Linked DNA regions of Homo sapiens: region 2 is linked to region 1. The links are chromatin loops, found by intact Hi-C in ENCODE. Cell type or tissue: breast epithelium. All regions are shown on one strand. Each heading gives the region's core, and the rest is flanking DNA. Links, peaks and the distances in the headings are about the cores only.

Evidence for each region. A loop is a pair of places that touch in the nucleus more often than their neighbours do. Peaks named below come from ENCODE experiments on the same cell type or tissue, not always from the same donor. Only the 100,000 strongest peaks of a DNase experiment are listed, where the experiment ranks them.
Region 2: it touches region 1 in a loop (20-fold over the local background); 3 of 110 quality-filtered maps call a loop at or near these places.

The regions. Positions count from the first base shown.
Region 1 is chr19:51,457,950-51,466,916 of GRCh38, reverse strand. It overlaps SIGLEC8 (sialic acid binding Ig like lectin 8), which reads left to right and starts at 8,463. Exons shown (of 7, transcript NM_014442.3): 1 at 8,463-8,967. The coding sequence starts at 8,530. It also overlaps the pseudogene SIGLEC25P. RefSeq lists an enhancer at 2,952-3,700. In breast epithelium, for the core only: no CTCF peak of the experiment used is centred there; a DNase peak (open chromatin) is centred at 5,051; H3K4me3 peaks cover 468 bases; H3K27me3 peaks cover 4,783 bases.
Region 2 is chr19:51,394,792-51,403,758 of GRCh38, reverse strand. It overlaps the pseudogene NIFKP6. Among named protein-coding and RNA genes, the nearest start is that of C19orf84, 8.7 kb to the right of the region's middle. RefSeq lists an enhancer at 8,036-8,245. In breast epithelium, for the core only: a CTCF peak has its summit at 5,458; a DNase peak (open chromatin) is centred at 8,220.

The sequences.
Region 1 (8,967 bases), core at 740-8,739:
TTCCTCTTGTGTAATTGCACTGGCTGGAACTTTCAGTACTATGTTGAATAAGAGTGGTGAGAGTGGATATATTTGTCTTGTTCCACTTCTTAGAGGAAAAGCTTCCTACACTACTCCATTTACTATGATGTTAGCTATGGGTTTTTCTATGTGGTCTTTTTGGGGTTGAGTTACTTTACTTTCATAACTAATTTATTGAGAGATTTTATCATGAAAGAATGTTGAATTTTATCAGACCCATTTTCTACAACAATTGAGATGATCTTATAGGTTTCGTCCTTCATTCTGTTGACATAATGTATCATGTTTATTGATTTACATATGTTGAACCATCCTTAACATTCCTGGGATAAATCCCATTTGATTATGGTACATTATCTTTTTGGTGTTTTGCTGGATTTGGTTTGTTAGTATTTTTTTGGAGATTTCTATGTCTATATTTATCAGGGTTATTTGCCCGTAGTTTTTCTTTTGTGTTGTGTCCTTGTCTATTTTTGGTATCAGGATTATGCTGGCCTCACAGAAGGATATAGGACAAGTTCCCTCTGCTTCAATTTTTCTTGAACATTTTGAGAAGAATTTATGTTAATTCTTTAAATGTTCACTAGAAATCAGCAGGGAAGCCATCTAGTCCTGTTCTTTCTTTGTTGGGAGGTTTATTACTGATTCAATCTTGTTGCATGTCATTGATATGTTCAGGTTTTCTGTTTCTTCCTGTTTCAATCTTAGCAGATTCTATATGTCGAGGAATTTATCAGTTTCTTCTAGGTCTTCAAATTTATTGGCATATAGTTCATATATTCTTTCATGATCTTTTGTATTTCTGTGGTATCCGTTGTGACATCTTTTTCATTTCTGATTTTATTTATTTTCGTCTTCCCTCTTTTTTTCCTAGTTACTCTAGCTGATGGCTTGTTGGTTTTGTTTACCTTTTAAAAAATCCAACTTCGTGTTTTGTTGATCTTTTGTATTATTTTGTCTCAATTTGATTTGTGCTCTGTTCTTTATTATTTCTTTCTTTCTTTTCTTTTTTTTTTTTTTTGTGAGACAGAGTTTTGCTCTTGTTGCCCAGGCTAAAGTGTCATGGTGCAATCTTGGCTCACCGCAACCTCTGCCTCCTGGGTTTAAGCAATTCTCCTGCCTCAGTCTCCCGAGTAGTTGGGATTACAGGTATGCGCCACCACACCCAGCTAATTCTGTATTTTTAGTAGAGGTGGGGTTTCTCCAAGTTGGTCAGGCTGGTCTCAAACTCCCGACCTCAGGTGATCTACCCTCCTCAGCCTCCCAAAGTGCTGGGATTACAGGCATGAGCCACCGCGCCCGGCCCTATTATTTCTTTTTTTCTACTAATTTTGGGTTTGCTTTGTTCTTGCTTTTCTAGTTTCTTGAGATGCATTGTTGTTTATTTGAAATCTTTCTAGTCTTTCCTGTAAACATTTATTGCTATAAACTTACCTCTTAATACTTAATTTTCTCTGTCCTATAGTTTTTGGCATGTTGTGTTTCTATTTTAATTTGTTCAATGAATTTTTAAATTTCAATTTTAGCTTTGTTCTTCACTCATTGGTTGTTCAGAAGCATGTCGTTTAATTTTAATATATTTGTGTAGTTTCTAATGTTCCTCTTGTTACTGGTTTTGAGTTGTTTTCAACTATAGTCAGGTAAGATACTTGACATTTTGATAAACGATGCTCTGTTATTGGGTGCATATACATTTAACGTATACACGTCTTTAACAAACTGATAGAAGCCAGATACATAAATATTGTGTGAGTCAATTTATATGAAGCTCCAGAATAGAAAAAACTAATAGATAGTGATGAGAATCACGTAAGTGATGGCTGCAAGTGAAACACTGACTGGGATAGAAAATAAGAAAGCGCCAGGCGCGGTGGCTCACGCCTGTAATCCCACCACTTTGGGAGGCCGAGGCGGGTGGATCACGAGGTCAGGAGATCGAGACCATCCTGGCTAACAAGGTGAAACCCCGTCTCTACTAAAAAATACAAAAATTAGCCAGGCGTGGTGGCGGGCGCCTGTAGTCCCAGCTACTCGGGAGGCTGAGGCAGGAGAATGGCGTGAACCCGGGAGGCAGAGCTGGCAGTGAGCCGAGATCGCGCCACTGCACTCCAGCCTGGGCGACAGAGCGAGACTCCGTCTCAAAAAAAAAAAAAAAAAAAAAAAGAAAAGAAAGAAAATAAGAAAGCTTGGAGGGATGAAAAAAAGATTCCCTATCTTGATTGAGGACATAGTTACAGGGTGTTTACATTTGCCAAAACTAATTTAACTGTATGCTTACAATGTGTGCTTTTTATTATACGTAAGGTATGTCTTCATAAAGTTTATATGAAGTTAACGCTGTAGTAGATGGGAAAAATGCAATATAATCGTGATGAAGAGTAATGACTTTGGGTTGATATGGGCCCTTTCTCTCTCTGTCTCTCTTTTTCTCGATGAAATCGGCTTTATTTTCTCACACTTTACCCACTGCACACTTTCGAAACACTTCTTGCTACTCAACAATATTTTTGTGGCCGCCGCACTAGGATACAGGCGCACTGCGGGCAGAATTTTGGCCGTTTTTTTCTCGCCGCTGTTTCCCCCACGGCCTTTGGCTGCGCCCTGCTCGCTGCTCTGGGATGAACTTGCCTTTCAGGCAGCCCTGCCCATCTCTCACCTCCCAGCTCACCTGTCCCACCTGCCCGCGGATCCTCACCCTCTCCGCTGGGCTCCCACAGCCCCGTCCTCCCCGCTGGCTCAGCCCGGACCCCGCCAGGCTGTGCCCGCCTCTGTCTCCCCTGCCCGTGGCCGGTGCCCCTCCAGGCTCCGCCTCGCCCAGCCCAGACGCCCAGGCGGCTCCGCCCCATAGATGGGAGGCAACTGCCCAGGGTGCAGGGGCAGCGAGGGGCTGCGGCTGAGAGCCCTGCCCGGTCCTGGGGAGGGAGGGAGAGTGTGGGTGGAGGGGGCAGCCCTGCAGATGTCAGAGACAGGGCGGCAGCAGCACAGGTTTCCTCTGGTGAGGAGCCCTTCCCTTCCCTTTTCTCCTTCCATCCTCTGAGCATCCCATGTTACAGGCTGTCCCAGACCCCTGTGGGACTCTGCATCCACCGCGGTCCACACCGGGCTGTGCTCACAGGAACACATCGAATCCTCTCGACCACTCCATGGACTCTCTTGCCAGGGCCGCCTTGAGAAAGGAACACAGACCGAGTGGCTTCACCAACGCCTTTGTTTTCCCACCCTTCTGGAGGCTGGAAGTCTGAGACCAAGCTGTGGTCAGCGTTGCTTCCTTCTGAGGCCTCTCGGTGGCTTGCGGGTGGCATCTTCTCCCTGTGTCCCACGTGGTCTTTCTCCCGAGTATGTCGCTGTCCTAATCACACCTTTTTTTTTTTTTTTTTTTTTTTTTTGAGACAGAGCCTCACTCTGTCGCCCAGGCTGGAGTGCAGTGGCACCATTTTGGCTCACGGCAGCCACCGTCTCCCGGGTTCAAGCAATTCTTCCGCCTCAGCATCTGGAGTAGCTGGGATTACAGGCACATGCCACCACGTCTGGATAATTTTTGTATTTTTAGTAGAGACGGGGTTTCACCATGCTGGTCAAGCTGGTCTCCAACTCCTGACCTCAAGTCATCTGCCCGTGTCGGTCTCCGGAAGTGCTGGGATTACAGGCCTGAGCCACCACACTCCACCCCTAATCACCCCTTCTAATAAAGACACAGCTCATGTAGGATGAGAGCTAACAACTTCATTTTAACTTAGTCACCTTTTTATAAGTCCTCGTCTCCAAATATGGTCACTTTCTGAGGTGCTGGGGGTTAGGACTTCAGCATAGGAATTTGTAGGGGACACAGTTCATCCCTGACACCCCGTAAGTGTTGACATCCGACGATGCACAGTGCAGGTAAGCCCCCTCCCAAGACAGCACCGTGGGTTTTACAGAGCCCAGCTCAAGCCAGCAGCCATCCAGCTACAGAGCCTGTACCCCTGAACTCTCTCTGTGAGGCCTCAGCTGAGGAAGCCCCAGAGCAGTGTGGACCACCAGGAGCTCCTTACTGAGGGCAGGACTCCGAGTGACCCCTGAGAATGGTTAGGGCCAGACACGTGGATGCTTCGGGCCTGCCCAGGGACACAGAGCATGTTGGCCATGCCTGAGTCTGCAGAGAACGTCGCCTCCTCGAGCTGGGTTCTCCCTCAGGCTGAGGGGTGGGTGCTGTGATCCCTCCAGGGGACAGATGAGGAGACTGAGACTTGGAGGGAGAGGGCCCAGGACCCTCACACTCCAGAGCCAGGGCCTCCCCTAGCATCTTGGGCTCAGCCTTGCTCCCCATGCTGGGCTCACAGGGCCTCGGCTGTGCAGTCACCACCAGGCATGCTGGGCAGGGGGCACTGAGAAGGTTAGGAAGGCTGGGGACCACCTGTGGGGCCGCATGCTCACAGCACCTCAGAGTCCTGGTCCCGTCCACTCTGCCCGAGTATACCTGAGACCGCACCTTCTAGCTGCACAGGGCCCTCGGGGTTCCACAAGCCCTGCCTGTGTTTCAAGCATCACAGCCCTTACTAACAGGAGCTGGGGTGGCCCAGGGCTCCTCTGCCCCCTCGTTCATTAGGGAACTTCCCAAGGAAGGAGACAGAGTCTGTCACACTCTCCCCTTTGCCTCCATCCCCCTGAAAGGAGGAGATGCTCCTGATGTGGTGATTGTGCTCATTCATTAAACATCACCTCTCCCGCCTCGGGGGACCCCTCCCCATCTCTCATGCCTCGTGGTTCCTCCGCCAGCCCCTCCTGAGTCCCAGCTCTGGCAGGACTGACCCTCCCGAGCACCTAGAAGCTGTAATGGACAGGCAGTGCCTGCTTCCCTGGTGTGGACAGTGCTGTGGGAGGGAAAGGCTGTGGGCAGAGAGCCTGCAGCTGTGGGTCGGGGCCTCCCTGCTGTGTGTGGCCCACACTGAAGACCCATCCGGAGAGTAGAAATGGCCACTCCCCAGGAGCCCTGACAGCTCTGGCAGTGTCGGGGCCAAGGTCCTCTTTTGTGGTCAGTTATTTTTCTGATCTTACCCCCAGGCTTCCTGTGGGGCCCTTCTAGGGCCCTGCGACACCAAGGCTCACCCTAAAGAAGCTCACGCTGCAATAGCTGCTGCCCCTGCTGTGGGCAGGAGAATGGGCCTCAGGGAGAGGAACCATGGGGCTGGGCTGGGCTGACCCTCATTTCCCCACAGGGGATCTGGCTCAGGATATGAGATCCCGGCAGGAAGCCCCAGAGTTGGTGCAGGTGCAGGAGGGTTTCTGTGACTACGCACTGCTCCATCTTCCACCCCTGTGGGTACCTGTCTGACTCCAGCCCTGTCCAAGGCTACTGTCCCAGAAAGGGGACATTTCCATCAGGATCCTCAAGTGGCTGGAAGCAATCTAGTTGGAAAAGAGCAGGAGGAGACCCAGAGCCAATTCCACCTGCTTCAGACCCCAGGCCAGCACCTGCTTTCTGGACGTCAGAGACACACAGAGGCGAGATGCAGGGACAGACCTCTTTAGGGAGAAAAGGGAGATCTATGTGAATGTAATTACAGAAATGCTCTATGTGCATGTGAAGGGTAAGGAATGAGGTTATGAAAGGACACACGAATGGGGGTTCCCAGGGCAGTGAAGCTGACACATCAAATTAACTGTCACACTGCCCAAGGAGGCAGTGCTCAGCTCATACACAGAAACACACAGGTACACACAGACACTCCCTCTCCCTCACACACAGGGTCTCTCTCTCTCTGTCTCTCTCTCTCTCTCAATCACACACACACACACACACACACACACACACACACACACACCCAAGCATTGGGCATTCTGGGTACTGAGATGCGCTGTGTCCTTCCCTTTGCCCTGGGAAGCTGGGTCTCCCCTGAAAAGGTGAATGGCGCTAGTTGTCAGGTCAAAGAGACCCTGGGACATCGTCTTAGGATGAGAGAACTATTTGGGATGCCATTTTATGGATCCCTTGCCTGTCACTGTATGTGTCTCTCTGGGCCACCTGTGTCCATGTGGGTCACCAATCCCCATGTCAGGATTCAATGATTCTCTGCTCCCTAAGGCATAGCCCGTGGTGTCCCACACGCCCTCCTTGCCGTCCAGCAGGTGAACAAGTGAGCGGCTATCGTGTCTCCCTATGAGATGGGCCAGTGGTCAGCGTCAATATGTGAGAGCTGCAACAGCTCCTGCCCCTACACGGACCCCTCAGGGCTGCTGCTCCAACTTCCCCCTTCCCTTGTGGTGAACTTTGTCCAGGAAGCAAACAGGGAAGGGGATTCTGGGAATTGTAGTTCCAGCCTGGCTAAGTTGCTGGAGAGCAAGGCCTGCACAGGAGTCTTCACTGAAGGCTTCAATTACCACTTGGGGACCATGGAAAAGACCTGTGCCATGGCTCGGCCCTTCTGACTATTGAGATACTGCAGCTGTCTCTACTGGGCAAGGATAGGAGGCCCAGGAGGGGGAAATGGCTGCAGAATGAGATACCAGCTACAAATGCAAGCATTGGTGATGGGGGTGGGAGTCGGCTATGCACACCCAAGCCCTGCACCTTCCCTTCTCAATTATCACAGCCGAATGATCTACTCCAGGTTATAAGTAATGAGGGGAAGATAGGAGACGGGCAGATCCATGAAGCTGAGTGGAAGAAAGTAGAGTTTGATTTTCTGTGTATACAAAGTCTTCAGAAAAACGTGCAAAAGCTTAGTAAATGCAGCCTGCTCAGATAATAAAACTATATAGAAAAGCATTGAGGCAATTTGCACCAAAGTGAGGCTAGGGGATCGTTTGGGAGGGAGTGGGGTGTGGCCAATAAGAAGGAGAAACAAATGAGCAGCGCTGGGGACTTTGTCAATGTGCCATTTCTAGGAGGGGGCTCGTTGTATGTAAATCACTGAGGTCTTCTTTGGGGGTTGTTTTTATCTATATTTCTTATATTTACCCCCCAAAAAATGTTTCAAGAAAATTGACCTGAGTCTAAGGAGGCTCCGCCTCCCAGGATCCCCCTTAACTTCTTCCCAGCCCCCAGCCACACAGTTTAAAATAATCTGTTGAGGCCAGGCACGGTGGCTCACACCTGTAATCCCAGCACTTTGGGAGGCTGAGGTGGGTGGATCATGAGGTCAGGAGATCCAGACCATCCTGGTCGACATGGTGAAACCCCGGCTCTACTAAAAATACAAAAATTAGCTGGATGTGGTGGCGTATGCCTGTAATCCTAGCTACTTGGGAGGCTGAGGCAGGAGAATCGCTTGAACCAGGGAGTCAGAGGTTGCAGTGAGCCGGGATCGCGCCACTGCACTCCAGCCTGGCGACAGAGAGAGACTCCGTCTCAAATAATAATAATAATAATAATAATAATAATCATCATCATCATCATCATCATCATCATCATCTGTTGAATTCAGGTGCACATTTCTTCTCTCAAGAAATCCTGCCCATCGCTGAAGGTGCACACCCCAGGGCTGGTGTCCTCGTTCCATGACACCTGTTCACCTGGACCCCTGGAAGCAGAGCCTGCAGGAGCAAAGCCCCAGGGCTGACAGACCCCGCCTGCTGTGCAGTAACCAGGGGAAGTGTGGCTGAGTAAGATACGGGTGGTGAAGAAACCCATTCTGATACCCAGATAGCTGCAACAAAGGGAGAAGTGTGTGCCCTTTTCAAATTGACCCTTTCCCTTCTGACATTTCTCCCTTCCAAACCCCACAGTACAACAGTTACAGCCTCAGTTTCCCAGGCCTCCTGCGAGCCAGGCTTCCCCCCGCCCCCCGTCCTTCGTGTGTATCAACATGCAGAATCCTCACCTCCACAGCCCCGTGTCCCTCTGCTCAGGCCTCCTGAGACTGAACCCCTGACCTAGGGGAGAACGACCCCACCTTGCCTGTGCCCCCCACTGAAGCTCCCGTCCTGGGGAGCTCAGACGTCAGGAGCCTCCGTGTCTCCCCTCTGCACAGTGACTCCTTGAGGACAGTGTCTGGCTCTGCTCTGTTGACCTCGTTGTGTAAAGAGGAGGTGCCCACTTCGTTGCTGCTGAGAGAGGGAGGAGAGGCTGCCTGCTCACCTCACCTGCACCCCAGTCTCTCATGGCCCTGAGTTCCACCTTTGGCTGGTATGACCTCCACAAACAGTGACAGCCCCGGGGGTGATTCAGGGGTCTGGCCAGATGGGACCCAATTTCACCTTGCAGAAAATGTTACCCAAATGGAAGGGCAAGTCCGGGAAGCAAGAAAGAGGTTGGGCCCTGCATAGGGTGGGAATCTGGATGAGTTTCTCACCCTCTCTGGCCTCAGGGTTCCCAGGAGTGGAAATGGGGTGGTGGACAGTGGATCTCCCAGGACTGACCCGGCCCTGACAGTGTCTGTGTGTGAAGTTCCTCCTCTGAGGAGGTCACTTTTCTGACTTCACCCCCAACCTCCTGCGGGACCTCCCCTAAGTCTTGAGACCTCAGTTTCTGAGAGAAGAACCCTGAGGAACAGACGTTCCCTGGCGGCCCTGGCGCCTTCAAACCCAGACATGCTGCTGCTGCTGCTGCTGCTGCCCCTGCTCTGGGGGACAAAGGGGATGGAGGGAGACAGACAATATGGGGATGGTTACTTGCTGCAAGTGCAGGAGCTGGTGACGGTGCAGGAGGGCCTGTGTGTCCATGTGCCCTGCTCCTTCTCCTACCCCCAGGATGGCTGGACTGACTCTGACCCAGTTCATGGCTACTGGTTCCGGGCAGGAGACAGACCATACCAAGACGCTCCAGTGGCCACAAACAACCCAGACAGAGAAGTGCAGGCAGAGACCCAGGGCCGATTCCAACTCCTTGGGGACATTTGGAGCAACGACTGCTCCCTGAGCATCAGAGACGCCAGGAAGAGGGATAAGGGGTCATATTTCTTTCGGCTAGAGAGAGGAAGCATGAAATGGAGTTACAAATCACAGTTGAATTACAAAACTAAGCAGCTG
Region 2 (8,967 bases), core at 547-8,546, 63 kb after region 1:
TGACTTATCCCTCACTCCACGTATCGGCAACTCCCGGTCATTCTCCCTCCTAAATATCAGGTGGTGCTGCCTCCCCCACCCTCCCAGCTGCCACTGATCCTGATGTTCCATCACTTGGACTGTGTATACATACGTATGTTAAAAGAATAGATGCCCGTTTTCTGCCTCATGGGAGCTGGGAGCCCGACGTTTCCAGGAGCACCGCGTGGAGTTAGTGTCGGCCGCTTTTGGCATGGCAGCTTTTTCTGGCCTGGCTGAGATCTCACTGCTTAACCCGCAGGAAGATGTCCAGTTTCAAAAGGAGGTGGCGCAGGTTTGCAAGCACATAACCCAGCAAAAAAAACAAGAACAACCCTACTTAACGAAACCCAGATCTTTTCATATTTCTCCCAGTTTGGCACTGTGACACAGTTCAGACTGTCCAGAAGTAAAATGACTGGAAATGGCAAAGGCTATGCATTTGTGGAGTTTGAGTCTGAGGATGTTGCCAAGATAGTTGCTGAAACAATGAACAACTACCTGTTTGGTGAAAGACTCTTGGAGTGTCATTTTATGCCACCTGGAAAAGTACATAAAGAACTCTTTAAACACTGGAATATTCCATTTAAGCAGCCATCAAATCCATCAGCGAAATGGTATAATCAGAATCGGACACTAACACAAAAGCTACAGATGAGGAGTGATTTAAAAAGAAATAAAGATTACTCAGGAAGAAATTAGCTGGCTGGGCACGGTGGCTCACGCCCGTAATCCCAGCACTTTGGGAGGCCAAGGTGGGTGGATCACCTGAGGTCAGGTATTGGGGAAAAGCTGAGTGTTGGGAAAAAAGCTGAGGCAGGGCTTGCATGTCTGACATAATGTAAAAGAGTCTTGGAACATGTCTGGGGTCCAGGGTCTAAAACCTCTCATGGCCTTTGGAACACCAAGCTCTGTGCTAAAGGGTGGAAGGCTGCCCTGTGGCACCATAATCTAAGCCCAGGGCATAAAACCCCTCGTGGCTTGGATGGAATCCAGGGCTCAGAGCATGGAACCCCTCATGGCCTCTGGAATGTGTCTAGACTTGCCGGCTCCTTGTTTCTAGCATTCCCAGGCTCATAGATCAATTGTATCTTAAACTAGAAGAACATGTTTCCCATTATCTCAAGTAGCAGAAAATGTTCCATATGCTTCAAAGAAAATGCTAAACTGTCACAGCTGTAAATCATGCACTTGATGCAGTGCTTTCTTTCAACCCCCACATCCTCACCACCTGCCTCTTTGTTTGATCACCAATAAACAGTACGGGCTTCCAGAGCTCGGGGCCTTCGCAGCCTCCATACTAGTGTTGGACCCCTGGACCCACCTTATGCACTTTTAACTTGTCTTTTCTCATTCCTTTGACTCTGCCAGACTTTGTAGCCCCCATGGCCTGGTGCTGGGTCTGATCACCCCAGCATTCCTGGCGCCCAACATGGGACAATGAAGATCCCGGTGAAGGAACGCTAGAGGACATGAAAGTGGAGGAAGTATCATCAGAGGACACCCGAGGATGACTGAAAGAAGCTCGGTGGGAAAGCTGAGTGCTCAGAAGAACCAGGGTAACAATCAGACAAAGTGAAAGCGAACATTCTGCTTATCTGAATTTCTTAAGGCATTTATTACAAAAAGGGGCAGTGAAAGTTAGTACTCAAAATTTGTTATCACTCTTTAGTACAGTAAAGCAGTTTTGCCCATGGTTTCCAGAACAAGGGACTATGGAGTTGGATGAATGGGAGAGAACTGGCAGAGATTTTAAAAAGGCGTATAAAGAGGGAGCAAAAATTCCAGTTTCCGTTTGGTCAATGTGGGCACTAATAAAGGCAGCCCTTGAGCCCTTTCAAACAGATGATGAGGGAGATTCAGATGAGGAAGAGGAGGACGAGTGTAAAAAACTAACTTCAGATTCTGAATGCAAGGAGCAAAAAAGAGAAGAGGTTAAAAAAGGGGAAACCGAAAAAAGTATATTTTACTAGCCCATCGGCTCTACCTGCTGAATTAAGTGAATGGCCACCTCCTCCCTTTCCCCTTAATGGGCGAGAAAGTGAATTAGCTATAAAATTTTCTGCTCCTGTAGTTGCAACATTAAAACCTGGAGCAATTGGTGGTGCTATGCAAAATTCTATTCAAAAAGCTAGAGCAAGCCGGGCGCAGTGGCTCACGCCTGTAATCCCAGCACTTTGGGAGGCCGAGGTGGGCGGATCACGAGGTCAGGAGATCAAGACCATCCTGGCTAACACGGTGAAACCCCATCTCTACTAAAGACACACAAAAATTAGCCGGGCGTGGTGGTGTGCGCCTGTAGTCCCAGCTATTCGGGAGGCTGAGGCAGGAGAATCGCTTGAACCCGGGAGGCAGAGGTTGCAATGAGCCGAGATCGCACCACTGGACTGTAGCCTGAGCAACAGAGCGAGACTCTGTTAAAAAAAAAAAAAAAAAAAGCTAGAACTGAGGAAGACCTTGAAGCATGGCAATTTCCAGTTACTATAATCCAGCAAGGAGGACAGAATATAACTAATTGGGCCACTTTTCCTTTTAAGTTATTAAAGGAATTTAAGTAAGCCATTACTCAATATGGACCGAACTTTCCTTTTGTGCAAACTTTGTTAAAAAATGTGGCTCTTGATACTAGGTTAATACCGTATAATTGGGATACTTTACCAAAATCTGTTCTCACTCCGTCTCAGTATTTACAGTTTAAAACTTGGTGGGCTGATGAAGCTCAAACTCAGGCAAGGGAAAACACACAAGCGCAGCCACCTGTGCCTGTTTCCTTTGAACAGTTCATGGGAGTTGGCCCCAACTGGGGTAGATTAGAAAATCAAGCAGTAATGGAGGATGTTGCCATTGTTCAGCTGTGCCCTGCATGCTTACGGGCATGGGAAAGGATAAATGTTACAGCGGAAAAATATCCTTCTTTCAGCTCGTCCGACAGGGACCTAAAGAACCATATATTGATTTTATTGCTTGGCTCCAAGAGGCTGTGTATAAAGCCATAACTGATAAAACAGCTCAGGATGTTGTAATACAGCTTCCTGCATATGAAAATGCTGATGCAGAGTGTCAAACTGCCATCAGACCTATGAGAGGGAAGGCTCATTTGGCTGAATATACTGGGGCTTGCGATGGCATTGGAGATACCTTGCATAGGGCTCCTCTTTTAGCTCAGGCTATGGCTGGATTGAAAGTAGGAAGGAATGTGCCCCGTTTCTCAGGCTCTTGCTTTAATTGTGGGCAATTTGGACACACAAAAAAGGAATGTAGAAAAGGAAAATAAAAAGTCTGGACAAGATATATGGTGGAGGGAAGCACATACAAAGAGCTGAGAAAAAGGAAAGATAATTATATGGGGAAGAGGATTTGCTTGTGTCTCTCCAGGTGACAGTCAGGTGCCTGTGTGGTGCCCACCAAACATCCGAAGATGTATCATCAGTTACAGCATCTAGTGGACCCACCTGTACAGTGCAAATTGAAGGCTTAAGGATTGCTTTTCTGCTATACTGTTGCACAAGAAGGATAAGCCTCGATTTGCTTTTTCTGTGCCTTCTGTTAGAAGGGGCCTGTTTCTCATTATCAGTGGAAAGTTTTACCCCATGGTAATTAACCACAGAGGCAGAAGCTGAGTTACAGCTTGTAGAACAAATGCTTCAGCAATGGCATGCCTCCCGGCTACAGCCACAAAAGTTTTTGCTTCTGTTTCGCTAGATTTACTAACATGGCTTTGAGGGTATGCTTGTGTTTTTGCAGGAGATGAACAAACCGTGCGGATGCCCTCAAGATGTGTACGACCATGGAATGGGAGACTGGAGAGATCCATGGATCCCAACCGTGGACCTGGTTCCCCCAGTACAAGCCATGAGCCAGTTGAGTCTGAATGCGAAGACGGAACGAGGACCGACCGGAGTCATGCTGACATCCACCCCCATAACATGGGGACAGATCAAGAAAAACCACACAGGAAGCTGAAAAACTGCTGGAACACCAAGGTTGTACCTTTTGCTGGGATTCAGAGGTACAATAGATGCTTAACGGACCAATGCTTTCTGACTGAGCTCCTCTCTACCTGAATACAAGAGACCCTAATAGTTAGGCAGGAATATCATCACCCCTATTCAGCATGAAGAAGTTGCAGAAGACGGACCTTCATCCTTCTGCAAGCCTTAGGATTAAGGATCCTCTTGTAAAAGGGAAAGTGGAAATATGTAAGAAGCATTCAAACCAGAACGACTCCATTCTGAATAAGGGCCAATGCATCCTAATGAGGAAGGGATGATAAAATGAATATATCTATAGGATATAAATATCCCCCATATGCCTGGGACCTGTTGTTGGATGCTTACAGATTGACACACAAGCTTGGTTGGCAGTAGTCCCCGGAAAAAATAAATCACAGGCTGCTTTGCATATGATTTGGGGGAGTAGTTTAAAATATAATTATTCCAATCCTAAAACCCTGAAGTTCCATCCTAATAAGCGTGAATGTGAGCGAAGCAAAGTTTGGTTTGAAGGTGTGGATGCTTGAACTTGGGAAGATTGTATAGCAAGTAAGGCTGAGGTGCTACAAAATAATTCCTATGGAATCACCATTGATTAGTCCCCTAAGGGGATCTTTAAGGAAAATTGCACCGGAAGGCCTTCTTGTAGAACAAATGTAGTAAACCAGAGGAATCGCTGGCAAAGGAATCATACACAGTATGTTCGGACGGAAGCTAATGCCCCTATCATATAGAGTCCTGCTGGCATTGTTGCCCCTAGTCCAAAAATGATATCTCCTGCCATAAGACAGGAACATTCTGAATTATGGAAATTAGCTATGGCTGAAAGTTCAATCAAAAGTTGGGAGGGTACATATAAAAGGTATAGAGGGGAGGGAGGTAAAAATAAATATGCTCTCTCTTTTCTTTCCAACAGGACCTTTTGGATTCAAAGCTGTGTTCGGCCATCTTTTATGCTAGCAACAGGAAATGTTACCAACTTTTAATAAAAATCAGACTATCCTGATAATTAAAGCCAGAGAAGGAGTTTGGATCCCTATGTGTCTCTAAATAGACCATGGGAGGCATCATCATCCATTCGTATTGTAACTAAATCCTTAAAAAACTCTTATCCCAAAGATTTATAGTTGCTCTTTTCTTTGCTATAATTGGCCTCATTGCTGTTACTACTACCGCTGCAATAGCCGGTGTGGCTGTACATTCATCTGTGAAAACTGCTGAATTTGTCAATAAGTGGCAAAAGAATTCCACAAAATTATGGAACTCCCAAGCTCAAATAGATAAAAAAAAAATAGTTAACCAAATTAATGATCTCCGTCAGACAGAGATTTGGATGGGAGATCGTATTATGAATTTAGAAAGTAGAATTCAAATGCAATGTGACTGGAATACATCTGACTTTTGTGTTACTCCTCAGTTACAATGAGACAGAACACTGATGGAAGAAGGTTAAACGCCATCTAGAGGGTAGAGAGGAAAATCTCACCCTCTAAATTGTAAAACTAAAAGAGCAGGATTTTGAAGCCTCTCAGACTCACTTAGCCCTGCTCCCTGGAACTGATAATTTGAACAAGACAGCCAATGGGTTGTCTGCAATCAATCCTCTTAAACGGATTAAGGCCATTGAAAACTCTACACTTGGAAATCCTGTTCTAATAATTATGTGCTTGTGCTGTCTCCTTTTAGTCTGCAGATGCGGAAGCCACCTCTGGAGAGAAAGCCACCATCGAGAACAAGCAATGATAGCTGTGGTGGTTTTACAAAAAAGAAAAGGGGGTCATGTTGGAGAAAAGCTAAGTAGTGAGAAAAAAGCTGAGGCAGGGCTTGCTAGTCTGACATAATATAAAGAGTCTTGGAACATGCCGGGGTCCAGGGTCTAAAAGCCCTTGTGGTCTTTGGAACACCAAGCTCTGTGCTAAAGGGTGGAAGGCTGCCCTGCGGCACCGTAATCTAAGCCCAGGGCATAAAACCCCTCATGGCTTGGATGGAATCCAGGGCTCAGAGCATGAAACCCCTCGTGGCCTCTGGAATGTGTCTAGACTTGCCGGCTCCTTGCTTCTAGCATTCCCAGGCTCATAGATCAAGTGTATCTTAAACTAGAAGAACATGTTTCCCATTATCTCAAGTAGCAGAACATGTTCCATATGCGTCAAAGAAAATGCTAAACTGTCACAGCTGTAAATCATGCGCTTGATGCACCACTTTCTTTCAACCCCCACATCCTCACTACCTGCTTCTTTGTTTGATCACCAATAAACAGTGCGGGCTTCCAGAGCTTGCGGCCTTCGCAGCCTCCATACTAGCATTGGTCCCCTGGACCCATCTTATGCACTCTTGTCTTTTCTCATTCCTTTGACTCCGCCGGACTTCATAGCCCCCACAGTCTAGTGTTGGGTCTGATCACCCCAACAGTCAGGAGTTCGAGACCAGCCTGGCCAACATGGTGAAACCCCATCTCTACTAAAAATACATAAATTAGCCAGCCATGGTGGCAGGCACCTGTAATCCCAGCTACTTGGAAGACTGAGGCAGGATAACTGTTTGAACCTGGGAGGTAGAGGTTGCAGTAAGCCGAGATTGGGCCACTGCACTCCAGCCTAGGCGATAGATCAAGACTCAATCTCAAAAAAAAAAAAAAAAAAAAAGGAATTGATTATGATTTTCCTTCTTCCTTCTTTGATTTTCCAGAAAACAGAAAGTATTTCAAAAACTAATTGTCAGACGTCTACAAAAGGCCATCTTTTACATAAGAAGAAGAAAAAGGTTTTAGGCACTCTTGACACTCCTGAGAAGACTGTGGATATCCAGGGCCTCACACCAGTTTGTACACCAACATTTTTGGAGAGACGAAAATCTGAAATGGCTGAAATGAATGACGATGATGAAGCTAATGAAATAGTTTTCAAACAGCCCATATCCTATGTAAAATAAGAAACACAAGAGACTCAAACACCTACACATTCACGGAAAAAAAGAAGCAAAAGCAATCAGTGATTTTCAGTGTATTACATATAATATTTCTTCTGGAAAATATAATATTTTTATGAGAGTGGACTTTGTGTTTTACTAGGTACAATGAAATGCAACCCTTGACAAGACTTTCAGAGGTAAAATGCACTGTTTGGTCAAGTTAAGGAAAGCAATCTGTAATTTTGGATTGCCTGCCTTTGGCTGAAATACAAGGGTGCATACCAGCTTGCAGTGGCTTGACTGACATTGCCTCTTTGTCCTGGCCTCTAGTTTTCTTTTGATATTTCACAGCTCTCCTTAGTTACTCTACCTAGATGGAAAGTTGACCACTAACTGCAGGTTTAAGTACTAAACTGCAGCCTTTTTCTATCACCAGCAGTTAAAGACCACCAATCTGGTTTGTCCATCTACATGGTTTGTCAGGGACATTTAACTCATGAGAGTGCTTTAGATTTCAACATCAGATGGTTGAAGCTGGAAGGCAAATTATATGTAGTGTGAGAAGGCAGTTCCAGTTTTTTGTTTTGTTTTGTTTTGAGATGGAGTCTTGCTCTGTCCCCCTGGCTGGAGTGCAATGGCGCGATCTCAGCTCACTGCAACCTCCGCCTCTTGGGTTCAAGTGATTATCCTGCCTCAGCCTCCCCAGTAGCTGATTTTTAGTAGAGACGGGGTTTCACCATGTTGGTGAGGCTGGTCTCGAACTCCTGACCTCGTGATCCACCCACCTTGGCCTTCCAAAGTGCTGGGATTACAGGCGTGAGCCACCGCGCCTGGCCCAGCAGTTCCAGTTTTAGCACAGATTTGCTTATGTATTAGTTCAAATCTTAATAGAGATTCAAAAACGACTTCTTTTTTTTTTTTTACCAATTTGTTAAATTAGTTTTCGTTGGGCTAGCATGGATTCATAACCACCATTTTATACTAGTATCACCAGTGAGGAATTGTATTTCAAGGATCAAACAATAACCAGCAAATAAACTTTTTTCTACAAAAAAAAAAAAAAAAAAAGCATAGATGCCCACGTGCCATGGGGCTTAATGAGAACAAGCTCCATGCCGAGCCCTTTACGTACACTGCCATGTTCGAATGTCATAGCAACTCTGAGACAAGTGTTCTTGGCCAGCTCCCGAGTGAAACTGAAGCTCAGAGAGGCTAAGCAAATTACCCAAGGTGACTCAGCTTTTCAGGGGCAGAGCAGTATGTGACATCAGTCAAGCATGTCAGTTGGACTCCACGCCCATGATCTCAACACCTTCCTGTACTTCCTCTCATTGTGGCAATGAACAGCTAGGGCTTAGGCCGGGCGCTGTGGTTCACGCCTGTAATCCCAGCAATTTGGGAGGCCAAGGCGGGTGGATCACTTGAGGTCAGGAGTTTGAGACCAGCCTGGCCAACGTGGTGAAACCCCGTCTCTACTGAAAATACAATAATTAGCCAGTCCTGGTGGCAGGCACCTGTAATCCCAGCTACTCGGGAGGCTGAGGCAGGAGGCTCGCTTGAACTCGGGAGGCGGAGGTTGCAGTGAGCCGAGATCGCATCACTGCACTCCAGCCTGGGCGACAGAGCGAGACTCAGTTTCAAAAAAAAAAAAACACACAACAACAAAGGTGACACCCGAACCTTGACGCCTCGACAATAACAACAACAAAGGTGATCCCCGAACCTTGACACCTCGACAGGGCTGAGAGGGGAGAAGCTGGGTGAGGGCCTCTAAATCTGGGGAGATTTCAAGGAAGGGAGGCAAAGATGACCTCCTGGACCTAAAAGAGGAGAAAGGACATGAGGGTAGGAGAGGCACTGAGAGGCCCCCCTTGCCCTTGGAAGGGTCCCAAGTAGATGGGGTGGAATGAATGGGAAAGAGCAGGGACCCCAGAATCTCCAGGGACGGAAGGGGGTTCGGGGAGGAGGGGGATTTTAGGAAATCTGTAAGCCCCTACGAAATGGGGAGACCCCGAAGGTCGAATCTTGGAACTTTGAAGGTCTAAAG